2 separate regions of the Homo sapiens genome follow, and region 1 is linked to region 2. The links are chromatin contacts, found by Hi-C or POLR2A ChIA-PET in ENCODE. All regions are on one chromosome and are shown on one strand. The core of a region is the stretch at or near the end of the contact, and the rest is flanking DNA. Distances in the headings are between cores, read along the strand shown. Region 1 has its middle 16 kb from the start of LINC01920. Region 2 has its middle 280 kb from the start of LINC02612.

The links. A loop is a pair of places that touch in the nucleus more often than their neighbours do. ChIA-PET counts read pairs that join two places held with the same protein, here RNA polymerase II (POLR2A). Pooled maps may share reads with other maps.
Region 1: a loop to region 2 is called in a pooled map, with 3 times the contacts of the local background. The contact joins two enhancer-like sites. A Hi-C loop is called at or near these places in 1 of 168 maps with a recorded cell type or tissue (heart right ventricle) and 2 of 50 pooled maps. POLR2A ChIA-PET finds 5 or more read pairs at or near these places in 1 of 52 experiments (PC-9).

The regions. Positions count from the first base shown.
Region 1 is chr2:150,585,086-150,590,408 of GRCh38, reverse strand. No RefSeq gene overlaps it. Among named protein-coding and RNA genes, the nearest start is that of LINC01920, 16 kb to the right of the region's middle. RefSeq lists an enhancer at 3,320-3,614. Within about 2 kb of position 3,433, at least 5 of the 41 ENCODE cell types and tissues checked have a DNase peak (open chromatin) inside an H3K27ac peak, as active enhancers do; they include PC-9, where a contact is called at or near this core.
Region 2 is chr2:150,908,949-150,914,188 of GRCh38, reverse strand. No RefSeq gene overlaps it. Among named protein-coding and RNA genes, the nearest start is that of LINC02612, 280 kb to the right of the region's middle. Within about 2 kb of position 2,333, at least 18 of the 41 ENCODE cell types and tissues checked have a DNase peak (open chromatin) inside an H3K27ac peak, as active enhancers do; they include PC-9, where a contact is called at or near this core.

The sequences.
Region 1 (5,323 bases), core at 2,184-4,683, 320 kb after region 2:
ATGTTGGTGTCAAAATTGTCTTATTATAGAAAGTGTCACAGATTTTCCATTCAGCATTACTTGGTAACAGTCACGGCAGGTAAGAAAAATCTGAGGAAAGTACCAAGGAAGGCAACTGCTAATACTTCCTTGTTTAACTTAGCCTTTCTAGGCAATTTAAGAAAGAATGAAATACATTACCCAGTGCATATTTCATTCATTCAGTGTAACTCTATTTTTTTAATAACGATATTCAGCACATATCAATAACTAGGTGTATTTATCTGCCAAAGACACACATTATGCTTCACATAATACTTTCAATTTTACTAGGCTAGTTTTGTAAACAGAAGATGATTACTTATTCAACAAAGATCAGACAAAGTAAAATAGCAGAAATGTTAGATGTTACCTCTGTGGTGACATCCAGGGATTCCCCTTCAGGGTGGATTAACTTTACATAGGAATCTAAAATAATTATGACTACACATGCTGAAGAATGAAATGTTCCCATCAGGCAATGATTACGACCAGCATCAAGATAGAATTTCAGCAGGCAATCAGAAATCACCAATTATGCAGAGTATATGCAAGAGATAATGTTGTTGGTGCATAAAAAAGCAGGAATGAATAACTGGATAAGATTTTTAAAGGGAGCAGATGGACTCATTTTGGCTCCTGACAGTTGACTTGTGCGTACTGTATGCACCTGACCCATGGTAACAGCCAACTACCCACACTCATTTGCAAAATGCTCTTCAACCACAATGATAGAAAACAAAGCAGAACAATTCTTGTTCAAACAGAATCTATTTCTTCTATACTTTATCTACCCAAGCCCTTTACTTTTCCCAAAAGCACGAATTTCTAATTTACATTTCAATGATGCATGTAACAATTACTTTATGTGTTTGCCAGCATGTTTTTTGAGATGCTTGTTATCCCACCACAACAGGAGCCACCATTATCTAAGATTTTTCTTGCTGGTTATTCTCTCTCTCTCTTTTATTTTTTTTGAGACGGATTCTCACTCTGCCACCCAAGCTGGAGTGCAGTGGTGCGATCTCAGCACACTGCAACCTCTGCCGCCTGGGTTCAAGCGATTCTCCTCCCTCAGCCTCTGGAGTTCCAGAGTAGCTGGGATTACAGGTGCCTGCCACCATGCCCAGCTAATTTTTTTTATTTTTATTTTTTTTTAGTGGAGATGGGGTTTCACCATCTTGGCCAGGCTAGTCTTGAACTCCTAACCTCGTGATCCACCCACCTCAGCCTCCCAAAATGCTGGGATTACAAGCGTGAGCCACTGCTCCCAACCTGGTTATTCTTAGTGAACCTTTACAGCTTTCTGCTATCAAGGATGGATTGAAGTTTGCAGATTTGGGGCAAGTTTCCATAACACAGAAACAAGAAGGGACATTAGTTTTTATGTAGTTCACGTTTCCACCTTTGAGATGTGAGATAAAGTACATAGAATCAAATACCTTGTCAACAACTAATTCGTGGCAAGGTCAAAACCAGAATGCAGGTGTCCCTAAAACATAGAAGCATAAACCACAATAATTTATTTCTCATAATGTTGTGAGGTGATTGGCTGACTTTTCTGCTGGTTTCACCTGGGCTTACCTGTATGGTTGCATTTAGCTAGAATGTTATCCTGGCCAGAAGGAACAAGATGGCTTCACTCGTCTTGCTGGCTGGGGCACATAGGCTCTCTTTGCAATGGGCTCTTGTCCTCAGGGGGGCTGGGCCAGCTCCCTTTACATGGCAGTCTCAGTCGGTGTTGCAAGAGAGCAAAAGCAAAAGTTGTAAGAACCCTTAAAACCTGGCCAGAACTGGCACTGCCACTCTTGTCCCATTCTGTTGGTGAAAGCTGGCCATATAGACAGATCAGATAAGAGAAGGAGAAATGGATTTCACTTCTTGATGGGAAGAATAGCAAAGAAACATTGCAAAGGAGCATGGTAGAAATCTCCCTAGGTTGTTTGTAAATGCTTTTCTATGTTCGGTCAACAATCTCAACGAGGAAGGACTACATTTCTGTGTCAGCCCAGCCTCTTCATCATTTGCGTCATTGTTGCTGTTGCAGCAAATGGGTTCATCCTAGTTTTTCTGCAAACACTTGGCCAACAGCCAATTTGTAGGGAAATTTATCTGATTTTGGTTGTTTGGCTTTATATAACAGTGAAAACTTTTAAACCATCTAGTAAAAAATAACTAGGTTCTCTTTTAAAATTAACTTGATTTGTAACCTAATACATTTTACAAAGTAATAAAACCTTGAGAAAGCCTTTTCCTGCTCTTAAGTCGAATCCTTAAAGTTTGATTAGTTTCCAACTGAAAGCTGTCGGGTTGAGCAAAATGCCTGTGCTTACAGTTTATGAGAGATGCCATTTGGTAACCTGAAGGTGGCAGATGCAAAGGCCAAAAGTGGAGAATGGTAGTGCGGCCAGGGTCGGGGGCCCCCAGCTGCTTTTTTGATGGGCTTTTTGTCAAAGTCTCTCCTCTAAGGAACGTGACTCCATGCAAGTGGCTGTAGGTCTCAGAATAAATATTTCATTAGTCGTGATGGTTTTGAAAACTTAAAGCTGTGAAGGACACATTGGAATCTCTCTGATTTATGATAAAGCTGAAGGAAATTTGATCATTCCAGTCCTGCCATATGTAGCTGTGAGAAATGTGCAAATGAATTGAACTAGCAAACCCCACAGATTTTGTTTCTTGATTACAAAAAAAAGTCTTAAGTCAGATCAGCTAACAGGCAATTTGAAACAGGGACTTAGCAAGGCAGCTGTTTTAGATGAAATTCCTTTCAGATGCTTCTTTCTCCCTTCCCCCGTCCATATTTTTCTTGCAAGGACTTAGAGCAGCTTATCTTCCAAAATTATTTTGGTGCTGCCTATCAGTGATTAAAAAAAAAAATAAAAGCCTGGCATAGTTCTGTAGGTGCATATGTTACTCCTCTATCAGTTTGCTCTTTGAGAGTGGGTGTTTTACCCATCCTAGTATGCCCACCAATCTTATTCTCTGCACATAATAATTCTTTATATGGTACATATAAGGCATTTAGCACAGAAGCTCAATAAAATGTACAAATCTTTTGAGTATATTATTAAATTTAATTATCATAAATATCTAGAGAGAAAGAGAAGTTAAATGACTTGCCAAACTTTATACAGGAGTTAGATGGCTAAACCAATTTGAACCCAGGGCTCCTGAGTTGTATCTAGGTTCTTTTTCTGTTACAACATGTTTGACATTTCATAATAGGTGCTCAGTAAATATTTATGGAATGAATGAATCCTCATTGTGATTGTCTTTGTTACCAGGCAATGCAGCTTAGTCAACAGAGCATATTTTAGAATCTAAAATTTAGATCAGCACGTCTGTTCTAAAACACAGTGATTCTTTGACTCTTGTCTTCGGTGACCCATGAACAGACCAGACTGGCCAAAAAGGAAGGAAGTGATTCATCGGGTCATTTGGACAAGGACTTCATTTCCCAATATGACAAGTCTTTCAACCCTTGCCCACAGTGATAGGAGCTTGGAGGTAATCAGGCTCAATGAACTGAATTTTCTTTTCTCTGTGGCATAGGTTCACATTCCTTTATCCAAAACTCTTAGATGAAAATTCAAAATATTTTAGATGTTAGAAAGGAAATACAGTGTATATTCTAAATATTCTGCATATACAGGCCTGAGGGTGCACCACACAATAAATATATTAAAATTTATACAGTGAAATAAATATTCTTAGTAGAATAAAGTCTATAAATAGCCTCACATCAGATTAAGGCAGATTTTGCCACTCAAAGAGCTTTGGAGCCAAAATTGCAAAAACATTTACAGTTTCAGAATTTTCAATTTTGGAATTGTGTATAAGAGATTGTAGACTTGAATTCTGGTGATAAGACGAGTCTCATAGAAATATGGGAAAAACTTTCTCTTGAGTGACATTTAAACATTTGGAAAGCAAACAAATGGACACACCGCTTCTCTTCTCTTCTCTGTCTGTGCCAATAAAAGAAAAAAGGCAAGAATTCTTTTCTAGACGGAAGATGTACCTGTATAATGTGCATTTCTCCACTGTCTCAATTTAAATATCCTTCCTTTATAGAGAAAAGCAGTCATGTTGCACCTTTTTAATGCCCATTTGAGTAAGTCCTGTAAGTCACGAGTTCCAGAGAAATCTACATTTCATTTTTATTGCATGTGAACCAAATATCTTACCTGACACGTGTCAAATGTATAAACACAATCTTCAGTTAAGTTTTTCTTTGTCTCTGTGCTTGTTCAGTAACCAAGGGCCTAATAAATGTTACTGGTTTTTTGGCCCAGTGCTGTCAGATTCCCTTAAGTCAGGCCCAATGCAGAAAAAGATCAATGTAGAATCAGTACAAATGCTGTAGGTTGGAGCATCCATCAGTTCAACCAGGAAGAAGGGAGTGGGGTGGGATGTTGTAAAATCATTACTCTTCACAAATTCTACCTCTTGAAATCAGAATCCAAATTTCCTCCATGTCATTTTCAAAGTTCAAAGAGAGTTATTTTCTTAAATTGCACTTCATTCTTTTTAGGAACATCTGTCCCGCTTGTTTCATCTTGTGTGTAAATGAGCTACAATAGCAAAAATTTCTGTCATCTTTGTCACTGATCTGGAATGAAAGTTACCAGAGAGTCTCTTGAGAAATGTGGTGGAGGTAATTGTGAACCCTACAAAAATGTGAGTCCTACATTGCATTTGTTAACCAAAAATCCTGGAAAATGGATATTTTCCTAATATCATCTCTAATAACCAAAATGTCTCTGCATAAATCACATATATAAGGAAGGTGCTTACACTTTCTAGAGTAATAACATTAATAAGAAATCAACTTCAGATAAAGAATAAAATAGCTATTTATGTGGCAAGGTATCTGAGATCTCAGATTATGAAAGTTAGCAAAATAAGATTAAGTCATCCAGGAAAAAGAAGAAAGAATCTACCAGTATGTTGGTCTCTTCTCACGCTGCTATAAATAACTGCCCAAGACTGGGTGATTTATAAAGAAAAAAGTTGTCTAATTGTCTCAGTTCCACATGGCTGGGGAGGTCTCAAGAAACTTATAATCATAGCAGAAGACACCTCTTCACAGGGTGGCAGGAGAGAGAATGAGTGCCCAGCAAACGGGAAAGCCCCTTACAAAACCATCAGATCTCGTGAGAACTCACTCACTATCACGAGAGCAGTATGGGGGAACCACCCCCATGGTTCAATTATCTCCACCTGGTCCAGCCCTTGACACCTGGGGATTATTACAATTCAAGGTGAGATTTGGATGGGGACACAGACCCAAACCATATCA
Region 2 (5,240 bases), core at 1,084-3,583:
CATTGCCTTCCTCCTAGGTTCAGAATGCTTTCCAGTTCCTGCTCCATGAACTGGTATGGTCAGTGCGGAGTGGTAGAAGCAAGGTCCTCATAACAAACAACTAATCCTGACTGGCAGCAGCAGAAGCAGTAGAATGTTGCTCTAGGATGCCCAAGACAACTTCCATACAGCAGCTTTTCATGTCCCACCATCTCCTTTTCTATTTTGTCTCAATCTCTTTTCTGATCATAATACCAGGCCCCATTCCTTTCCCTGTATACTTTCTTTAGTTGAATATGTCTCTAAGCTTTTGTCTTCTGTCACCCTTAACTCAGACATAGTCTGGTCCAGCCATAGTTGCTAGGGATGGCAGCTCCTGCTTTGTGAGAAGCATGACCTGTCTGCTTCTCAACAGTTTGGTTCCACCAGTTTCAGGGACAGAAGAGGGTGTGTACCAACCAATAAGGACAATTACTTAATGGATAAATCTTGTCTATTTCACAAAACTTACATGTCCAAGCAGTAGCCTGTTGGAACTTCTATGACCTACTGCAGAAAACCAGATTACCATTAGGGCTACATATCTTCCATTTTAGCTGTTTTTTTCTTATTATTACTTGACATCTCACATACCCTGTTAATAGGAAGTCCAGGGTCTCCCTCGGGAAGCAACATCTCTCCCTTCACCTGTTTCTGCCTTTATCCTGATCAATTTAAAGAATCTGAAGCCAACTCAGTCTACTTCTAAAAGATAAGTCAGTCCTTTTTTCAAATACCAAATAGAACAGATTCATGATCAGATTTTGCCAAGACCTGTCAATATCACCAAGTGCTGCCCCTGGAAATGACTACCACTGCGCATCATTCAGTTCTGACCTGGACTAGGGTAAGGTACCTAGCAAAGTCCTTTCCCCTTGGCCACAGTGATTGGTTTAGAGTAGTTATCTGACCTGAACTGGATCACTTGCATGAAGTACAAGACTTCGGTTCTATGTTTGCGGGAAGAAAAGTGAGCCCCTACAGGTCTCGACGTCTTGACGAAGAATGACAGCAGCCACCCTGGATCAAGAGCAAGACAGAGGATGAGGCTGCTGCCTTGCAAGACAAAGCCTAGAAATGGAGGGACCAGGAGCCTCTGCGGCATTGCTGGGTTGCTGAATCCACTCTTGCAGGGAACCCAGAACATGCTGAATGTTTCAATTACACAAGGGAATGAATAAAGGCCATTACGGTAAAAGATAGTTTAAGTTGCACATTTGTTTTTTATAAGTAAAATAAACTCTAACTGGTATAACATAAAAAACCATTTGTAGTTCTCAGCTGTTCAATTAATTGAATAAACTAGTTGCTGCTCACTTGCATAAGGACTCCTAAATATACACTTAAATTCTTATTATAATAAATGTTTCCCATGGTGAAATATCTATACAGGAAAATTTTTCTAAAGTTTTTGTTAGAAATAGATAACAGCTGAGGAAAAAAATCCCCCCAGAAAACTTCTATCAGGAAAGAGAAATCAGATGAAATGTTTGAAAATGAGCTTTTTAGTACTCAAAGTCTAAACCTCCAACTGTTGGCTCTCCTGACCCCTGTCCTGCGTGTACAGGGCCGATGTTCCACTACTAGGGAGTTATAGGAAGGGCCGGTGCAAAATTAGCCCTTAGGTAACCATTTGTGGCTTGTATGATTGAGGAAGACATAAAATGCATCCATCGATTCTGAGTTACTTGATTCCTGGTAGGGGAGGGGATGGGGACTGAGTTAAGCAGGTGAGTTAAATAAATGTTTAAATAAGGTTTTCTGAACTGGGTTTTTGGGAACCACAAAGTTGGGTTTCAGATTCCTAGTCAGTAATAGAAACCCCCTATCCTTCCTCTCCAGTGCAGAAATAAAGCCAGTTTTGGGATTAATAAGATTAACACGCTGCTGGTCTTACTTCTTGGACTTGGAGCTCTGTGGCACCAGGGCAGCCTGAGTTGCCGGCTGGTTTCACAACCATGACTGTGGTCCTCACAGTGACAGGAGGGACACACCACACGGGAGAGCTCTTCCCCCAAGATCGAGTTATTTTTCTTGCGTAGCACTCCTTATGCAACCAGTATTGTGACTAAGCACTTCCACCCCAAAGATTCCTTCAAAAACATTTTCCTGGCTCCAAATGAGTGCATTCTACTTTGTTTTGCTTTACTGCTTCTTTTTCGTTCCTTCTCAGTTATTGAAATAAAACTGAGAGCCAAATCATAAACTTTGATTTTGTGTTTGACCTCAAGTTTGCTCTGGTCGTTTCTTTCATCCTTTCTTTTTCCCATCAAGCAAGTGCTTCTTCAGTTTACTAGCAACATGCCTGCTAAAGCATATTGCACAATATGTGGCTCGCCACGTGACAGTGACGGTAGAAAATGTAGTTTAGGGCCTAAAACATTGTAGGTATGCCAGCTGCCATGACATCAGTATTGTTAATGCTATGGTTATTCTTTTTATATCAGCTTTTCATATCTCACTTTACAGATTAAGCAAAACAGCTAGCCAATATCTCTGTTTTTTATTGCATTCATAGAATATTATTTTTATTTGTGGGACATATTCTAAATACAGGCATGTGGCACCTTAAGCAGATCCAGTATAGCATACAAAATCTAGATTTATACATTTGTTTGTAATTTTTTTAAAAAGCTAGTTCTCTTTTTGAAATTTAAATATAAGTTGATGACTTTAGTTTTTAGTTTTTTTTTTTTTTTAAATAAAGTTACTGATTTTATTAAGGGGAATTCCCTGATGTGGTCCTTGTGACAGGCAGCTCCAAAAAGGTGTTTACTATTAACCAGTGTCCTCAGCAGGCTTTCTGGGCTCGGCAGATGTGACCTGACACAAACAAATCCACTGTGGTTTTACCTACTAGGATTTGTTTTCATTGTTATTCTAGTCTAATTTTTCATTCGGACAGTGAAATTGGTATTCCATGCAAATTTTCTGGGTATCTGTCCTTTGCTTCATTTTTCAAGTTGCATAATTTAGTCACATTATTTTCATTTGCCTCTATAGCTTTGGTTTACTTTTTTTTTTTTGTATGTTAAGCAAAAACAAAACCAAAAAGCTTTACTCCTTTTTTCTCTACAATAAATCTCTATTTTAAGTATTGATTTGCAAATATGTCTGTCATGATAGTTTTGGGGTGCTTTCCTTCCACTTTTATTTTTATACTAGAAGAGGAATTTACTGAAATCCTTAAAGTTATCTGGCAATTCAATCAGATGCTGCACCTCATTTAAATGTGTTCAGCAATTGTCACGACTGGCATCATTAACTTCTATATTCTTATCTGCTATAATTGGTGATTGATGATGAAGGTTTCTAATCACAGGTGTGATGATGGTTCAGTTGGGCTCAGTGATGTTAAGGCTGAGTGAGCACCTCCTTTACAGCCTTTCTTTCATTCCTTAGCTCAAAATGAGCAAATAATTTTCTATAGCAATCAACCATTCTAATCTTTAGGGAATCTTAACTTATTTTCATCCTATGCTTTAAAACACTATCATTGTGAGTCTTCATACACAGATACCATGTGCCAAAATACTTGGTTCATTTACTTGACAATTAAACCAACCAATCAAGAAATTTGAAACAACAATAAAAATAAAATTTTTAGGTAGATGTGATTATGTTTTGTTTCAATAAATGTAAACAAATAAATAGATATATAGAGAATAGTTCAGATGAAATTAGTAAAAATTGACTAAATTTTGTATAAATCAATTTTATAAATGTGACAACATGAACCACATTTTAAAGAAAAATAACAGAAAAATGGTGTTAAATCCTAGTCTTTGGGGAGGAAAAGTGATTGTACCATATTTTATAAATAAGAATTTTGAGAACAATGAATATAATTTTATTTATGTTAGTAGAGCAATTGTAAGAAGAAGGAATTAAAGTTATGATAATCATACTGGTTAAAAGTGAATTAAAGTAACAGACTACTTTTGGAAACAGTTTGGCAAAGCTCACTGGACTCAATGGAGGAAAGGTATATAAAAACATATATTGGCAGATGGTTTCCTAAATGATAATTGTTGTTAAAGCTAATATTGCCGAATTTGGAAAAACACAGGAAACCTGATGGCCAATTCTAAGGAGGAAAAGAAACATCGTTTTATAGAAACAATTCATTTGATATATAATAAATAAACATCATGAGCTCATTTGGGGGAATCCATGTGCATGTTACTAATTTAAGCTAAGCCTTAATGTTAAAACTCATCTCTCAAGTGCCAGTAACCCTTAATAATTGCCACAATAAGCCATCACTTACTATTTCCCTACCATGTGCAAAACTCTGATAGAAAGACTGTGACAGTACAAGGAACTGTAAGCCAGCACCTCTTTCATCTTTGAGACTAGTGGTAGAGATGGGCATTTACACAAGATAAGGTAATAAAACAAAGCCAAACAGAAAGTGCCTACTAGTAAGTAAATGGTAATGGCATGAGTGTCATCAGCGTGGAGAGAAGGGGCATGCAATTTTCAGTTTAGCTGGTCAGAGAAGCATCTTAAAGACTGGCTTTGGGCTGGGTCAAGAAAGATAGGTAGAATAGGAAATGACCTGAAAAGGAGAAGAAGAGGAACTTTAAGGCAGGCAAGCTAAAGATGTCATGAGGGAAAGTTAAGAAGATAAAAACTACAAAAAAAAAGTATATTTTGGTAGCCAGTTTGGCTGCCTGCTGGTTTCCTACCCAGGAATAAAGAAATGAGTTAGGAAATATAAATGGAGGCCAGGTGCTGTGGAGATTTGGTTGTAGATAGAAGGGCTGTTGAGTAGAGTAGCATTCACCTTCAAAACTGTCCCCAAAGATAACCTTTCACCCTGTCCCTTTGTCTTCCTGTCACTCTACAGCTCAAGGTTTTGTCCCTCTATCTAGTCTTTTCAAAACTGTGTTGTGCTCCATGCTTCACACTTCTCTGTTTCATGTCTATACATGTCTTGAAACTAGCAGTCAGGTTTCATTTTACTGCACAATTTTCTGTGTGAGCCCCAAAGACCAGAAAACAAAGCTGAACTTTGGGATAAATTTTACCAGGAAGATTTTTCTGGGAGTGGAACCTAAACTGGAGGTGTCATAGGTATTACTGAAGAAGCAAAGACAAGAGATTTTGTTACACCTCCCTATGTCTAAAGCCTGTTCTCATGTCTAATTCCATCAGTTTTTCTCCCCTGCGTGGTGACATCTGGCTTATCCAATTAAATTAGCTCAGATGCTCCTACT